2 separate regions of the Homo sapiens genome follow, and region 1 is linked to region 2. A link is a contact called in ENCODE Hi-C or POLR2A ChIA-PET data. All regions are on one chromosome and are shown on one strand. The core of a region is the stretch at or near the end of the contact, and the rest is flanking DNA. Distances in the headings are between cores, read along the strand shown. Region 1 holds the start of ETV1 (ETS variant transcription factor 1). Region 2 has its middle 28 kb from the start of ARL4A.

Evidence for each region. Hi-C counts contacts between places; a loop is a spot of excess contacts on that map. ChIA-PET counts read pairs that join two places held with the same protein, here RNA polymerase II (POLR2A). Pooled maps may share reads with other maps.
Region 1: a map of K562 shows a loop between it and region 2 (8-fold over the local background). The contact joins the promoter of ETV1 here to the enhancer-like site in region 2. A Hi-C loop is called at or near these places in 1 of 168 maps with a recorded cell type or tissue (K562) and 3 of 50 pooled maps. POLR2A ChIA-PET finds 5 or more read pairs at or near these places in 1 of 52 experiments (WTC11).

The regions. Positions count from the first base shown.
Region 1 is chr7:13,988,253-13,991,233 of GRCh38, forward strand. ETV1 (ETS variant transcription factor 1) reads right to left here and starts at 1,414. Exons shown (of 14, transcript NM_004956.5): 1 at 1,311-1,414; 2 at 1,016-1,212; 3 at 756-887. The coding sequence starts at 800. RefSeq lists an enhancer at 2,934-2,981.
Region 2 is chr7:12,714,385-12,717,084 of GRCh38, forward strand. No RefSeq gene overlaps it. Among named protein-coding and RNA genes, the nearest start is that of ARL4A, 28 kb to the left of the region's middle. RefSeq lists an enhancer at 1,210-1,877. Within about 2 kb of position 1,432, at least 25 of the 41 ENCODE cell types and tissues checked have a DNase peak (open chromatin) inside an H3K27ac peak, as active enhancers do.

The sequences.
Region 1 (2,981 bases), core at 164-2,663, 1.3 Mb after region 2:
CACACAGACATGCATACATAAGTCTAATGGATCTTCTCTGAATAGAAAAATAGAAGTCCATAGTATCAACTCTAATATTCATTTTCTCACTTATTTGACAGTGAAAGCTTATGTTAAGCAGGCAGGGAGAGTTGCTTCCCAGTGCCGATCTTAGCACATTACTATTTATCAATCATATATTCATGGTATCTCAGCATCAAAACAACCTGAAGCATTTACACTTAAAGTTGTTTTTAGGCTGGTTCAATGCTAGATTAAAACAGTGGGTTTTATTCTCTCTTGGACAGCCCCTCCTCCCCACCCCACCCCCACAAAAAAAAAAAGCAAAAAGAGTAGAGAAATGAAAAAAAAAAAAAAGAGAAAATGAGAAAAAAAAAAGAAACAAAAACACCCCATATAAACAAAAAGTGTCAGCATTTGTCTCAACTTCATTCTTTTCAATGTGGCAGACAAACCCAGCCAAAAACTTTGAGTGCAGCAGCTGCTGCTGCCCTCCATCTCCTCTTCCACTCATGTTGGGCACTTTAATCAGAAAAAGGGGTCTTAAAAACAAAACTATGCCTTATCCAAATCACTGAAAGGTAAGCTCATTTTGAAGACTGGGCTTCTAGAAGCAGAGTCGCCCTACAGTGGCAACAAAGCAGATAAGTATCTGCAATCCCAACCCCCGTGCCCCCTCCCTTCTCATTTTCTCCCTCTCCCCACCCCCGACGGAGTCAAGTTTATAAACAGCAACTTTCAAACTGATCACTCACATTGGTGACCATGTAAGGCACTTGCTGGTCATAAAATCCATCCATGCTGCTGCTCTTCGCAAATCTCAGCTCAGTATTTTATATTTTGAGCATTTAGCTGGAGATTTCCTCAGGATCTGGACTTCTATCAACCTAGAGGGGAACAAGATGGCTTTTAGGCTTAAAAAAAAATCATGAATGAAGCTCTTGAATTTGCATAGCTAATTACCCTCCGACAGTCCCATTCACAAAAATAACCCTCCCTACACCGCCTCCTTCACCTGGATCCAAAGAGAGCCAACAGAGTTCACAATTTACATATTTTCGGTAGTAGCAAAAATCCGAACAAGAGGCGATGTATTTATTTACACTCTCGATGTTTCCCTGCGCGGTCGGTGTACCCCGGGCAGCTCTGATTCGCAAACGTGTGCAAAACTAGCAATGGCGATCAACGAGACTTGCTTTGCACCTAACGGGACTAAAGAGACGGAGACACCTCTTTCATCAGGATAGTTTTTGCGACCCACAACCATGCAATTATCTGGAGAGACATAAAAAGTTGTTGGAAAGACCCACCTGAAGGCCACGCTAGGCGAAAGGCTGCAAAAACTTCCCTCCAAATTTAATAAAAACATTAATTATAGCCCAGCACTTCCCCCTTGGAAGCCGAAAGCGCCTCTGACAGAGCTCAATTCGGTGGTTTTTCCTCTACTTCTCCTCCAGGGGCCTCCAATCCAAACTGATGGATCGCTGCCTCCCATTGGCTCCGCGTCTCTTTCACAAGATCAGATTTCGGGCTGTCAATCAGGCGGCTTGCTGCCCCTTCCCGCGGGTCTCCCTCGCCCCTCTGCCCTAGGGGGTGCTCGGCCGGTAGGCGCTGGGTCCTCAGCCTGGAAGCGCCACGGAGAGACTCGATTTCCTCTGTAACCCGCTGCTTATTGTTAAGGCGCCTGGGGATACTGAAACCGTGTGTTTCGAGTCGCCAGTTCCCATTATTGGGGTGTTAGGTCCACTATTGGGCTGGTTTCCTTAAAGTACTGTTGTGCGGTTCTGGTATACCCTTAGAGCCGCGATCCACAAAGCCCGTACCGCCTTATTCAGCTGCCCTCCCCTCAGGATCTCCAACCTCTCTACTCTTGCCCTGACTAGGAGCTCACCTCGCTCTCTATCCTCATTCCCACTCAGCTTTTGGCCCAATTTATTTTCCCGTTTTTCAAAACCCACCATCACCATTATGGTTTATCGAAACATTTTTTAAACAGTCATCCTCAACTAAAATTAGATCCTATCGTTCGTGGGACAGAAACATAAAGAATCTATAAGGAAGGCACCTAGGAGATGCAGAATTGCTGATTAGCAGAGGTTGTGATGGGAGGACAACAGAGCAAGCTAGGTGAAAAAGTATAAGTCAAAATGGTCCCTACGTGTGCACTGGGAAAAGGTACTTCCAGTCCACTGTGGCTGTGGGGAGGAGGAGGGAGTGCTTGGGGTTGCTCGTATATCCTAGAACCCGCACGTTTCCTGAGCTTTTGTTATGTATACACGGAGGCGGAGGGTGTCACTTACTGTACTTGACGCTTTCACTTCCTCTCCAGCTTTTAAACAGCCAGAGCCCAGGGTTGGGGGCGAGCGGTGAGATGGCTCGGGTTTCAAGGACAATAACTAGGACGTTAAGCAGTGAGGGCTGCATCTCTGAAGCCACTTGCCCTGATCCTCCTATGGGACTCAGAACAGTAAAGCGTCACTTTAAGGAGCCAGTGTCCAACAGCGGACGGGAGGCCGCGGGGATAGGACCAGGGACTCAATGCTGTTGAAATTCATTTGTGACCAGAACTAGTGACCAAAAGACGTTTCCGGCAGCTGTTCCGCCCGTTAGGAAACGTGCTGCAGTTCTCAATTTCTATTTGAAAGTTTCCTTCCTTAAATAGAACGTTATGGAGACACATTAAAATGGAGTGTAAGAGCGCACAGCACTCAACCCCGGACCTGGGCAGGAGAAAGATCTACTTAAAAAAGAAGCAAACAAACAAACAATCAACACTTATTACTGGGAAAACAACCAATAACTATGGACAGCAAAGACAGACCCCGCGCATTCCCGGAAACTACTAAATCGGAGTTCACAACGCGCGCACCTATAAGCATTTTGAGCGGGAACTGCATTTTAACCCCGGCCAAGGAGAGATTCCAGGAAGCGCCTGGGCCCCGAGGCTGAACAGTGAAGCTCATGGGTACTATCTGAGGGTG
Region 2 (2,700 bases), core at 182-2,681:
CATTGTAGATAGAAATATTCTCTAACTCCCATATACTTTGTAAGAAACTTCACCTTTCTTGGAGTTCTATTATCACATAATTATAGACAGTGCAGTTTATCTTTTACTGCTCCCAATTGTGCCCTTCAGAACATTTAGAAAAGGAGTCATGTAATCTAGTTATACAAAGAAAAGCTTTGAAATAAATCGCTGTCCAACAAAAACCACACACACAAACACACATACACAAAACCCACTCTATTACATTTAGTAATCTTGGTGAAGGGAAGGGAAGTCATATATTTTACCAATTATAGGTATTTTAACCTTTTGTTTTCAAAACTATAATAAAAATATTCAATAGTGTATTGAATTTTAATTTGCAGGAGACTATCAACATATTAGGTTGCTTTGGGGTTAACTTTATAAATTTTTTTTCGCAAAAATCTCACAATAAAGCTTCTGCTAACTGTCCATGCATATTTTGAACTTTTTTGGAAATGTATTATATGTAATTTAATGAATTAAATTTTAAAAATGTGTTCTTAAGTTACTGGACTTTTTAGTAGTTTCAGGAAAGGTAAATCAATATAGTGTTTCTGGTTTATCCTAGTGAATGATTTTTTTTTCTGAATATGTGTTTCCTTGGAATTTAAGTTCCACAGATCATTGATATGTATAGTCTTTTTCACAAGAAGTTTACACATTTTTTTGGTGATGGTGGCTAAGTGGTCTTTAGGCAAAATGATCTGATGAAATTAAAATTGAGCAATTAGGAGGGGAATCTATTCAATATGGACTGATTATGAAAAATTCAGACCCCTTTTTCTTAATTTTCAGGGATCAGAGGGTTTTAAATTATATAAGTTTCTAAACATGTATTCTGTTTATTGAGATGAAGCCTAAATTGGTGGTGGCAGTGGGGGCTGTGTGTGAATAGAAACAGAAAAAGCCTACCATTGACGCCTTTGATAGATTTTAACTGTCCAATTAATTTGCGTACATGAAATGTGTAACATACCAATATTTTGCTCCCGGCACACAGATCTCCAGTGGACATCGACAATCAAAGCTTCTATGATTATTTCACAATATTCAGCAATCCACCCAATGCTAACTGGGATGTTTGATTTTGCAGCCTCTTTCAGAGCAGTTGCTAAAAGTGGCTCCACATCATAAGAGGGCTTCCCTCCCTCAATCCATGAGAGCAACTAGGTTTTGCATCAGTGAAAGGAAGAAAAAGCAGGAGTTTGGCAAGAGGCTGCAAAGAGACGGCACTGGGCTCCACTAGAGTTCCTTCCCACCGCGTTTCTCATCCTGTCTTCTGCCTAGTGGATATGTCTGCGTGGGCGTGCACACACATTGGCTGATGAAACCCCCTTCCTGTTGCACAGGGTCAGAACTAAGCGAGGTGGGTGTAGCTTTGGAGGGTTCTGAAATCTAAGAACCAGCTTCCTTTCCCACCGCTTTCCGCTGAGTCAGTTCACTGCAGAGTGCTCTGCAGGATCTGGAGGCCTTTGTGTTCAGATTATTTTACTAGCTACAAAAGCCACACCCTTGTGCTACACAAACAGAACACTTTGTCCTTCCAGGAGGTCCGTAGTTTGACCACAGTTCTGGGATTTCAAAGCTGCCTCACAGAGGCTTGCCTATTGTAATGTAAAGTGTTGAGCTGAGTGACTGTCCCTGTGTTATAATGCAGCTTCACAACTGCTGGTTTAATGGCTTACCGTGCTAGTGGGGCTTTGAACAACAGACCCTGTCATTTAAAACAGGCTCAGAAATCCATTTATTACCAAAAAAAATTTCAATGACAGTGAGAAAAAAATGGAATAATGCTTTTTGATTTAGAAAAAATCTATTCATTTATTTTTTATGTTTCATTTATTTATTTTAGACAGGGGGCCTCACTATGTTGCCCAGGCTGGCTCAAACTCCGGTCTCCAAACCATCCCCTTGCCTCAGCCTCCCAAGTAGCTGGAACCACAGGGGCGCATACACCTACCTACTCTTTCTTTTTTTTTAAAAACAAAACAAACCCCACACATCCATGTATAGCACACACACACGCACACACACACACACACATATATACGGTCAGTAAATGACCATTGGTGCACAGGCAGCTGTAGGAAAGAAGTGGTGTAGCGGAAGGACGGCTGAATTTGGACACTGAGCTTCAGTTGGCAGCGTAAGTCCCCTGCCTTCCAGCCTGGGAGCAATCATCTTCATGAGATTTTAATTGTATTCCTGTTCTCCTCAAACCCTGTTACAGACTCAAATGCATCTTACATAATTATTACATTTTGAATTCAAATAACTATAAATAACTGCCTTTTACTGAATGGTGATTACATGCACTATACTAAATGCTATGCTCATTTTCTCATTTTATTCTCAGCATCACTTTATGAAGTCACTTCTGTAATCCTCTTTTCACTAATGAGGGAAGAGAGGCTTAGAGATGTTAAATCTCTAGACATGGCCACACTGTTAATAATGGGGAGAACAGAGCTTCTAGCAAGATCTGGTAGTCTCCAGAGTTCAAGATTGCATCTGCTAAGAAACGTGGCCCATTAATTACAGCAGCCTTAGCATAAAGTAGGGCTTGGAGGCCAGTCTGGTCAAACTAGGGGGTCAGAAGACTTGCTTTGAAGTGCTGACTTAGGAAGCACGTTGTTTTTATTTAGATGGTGTAGGGGAAGTGCTGATAAATATTAC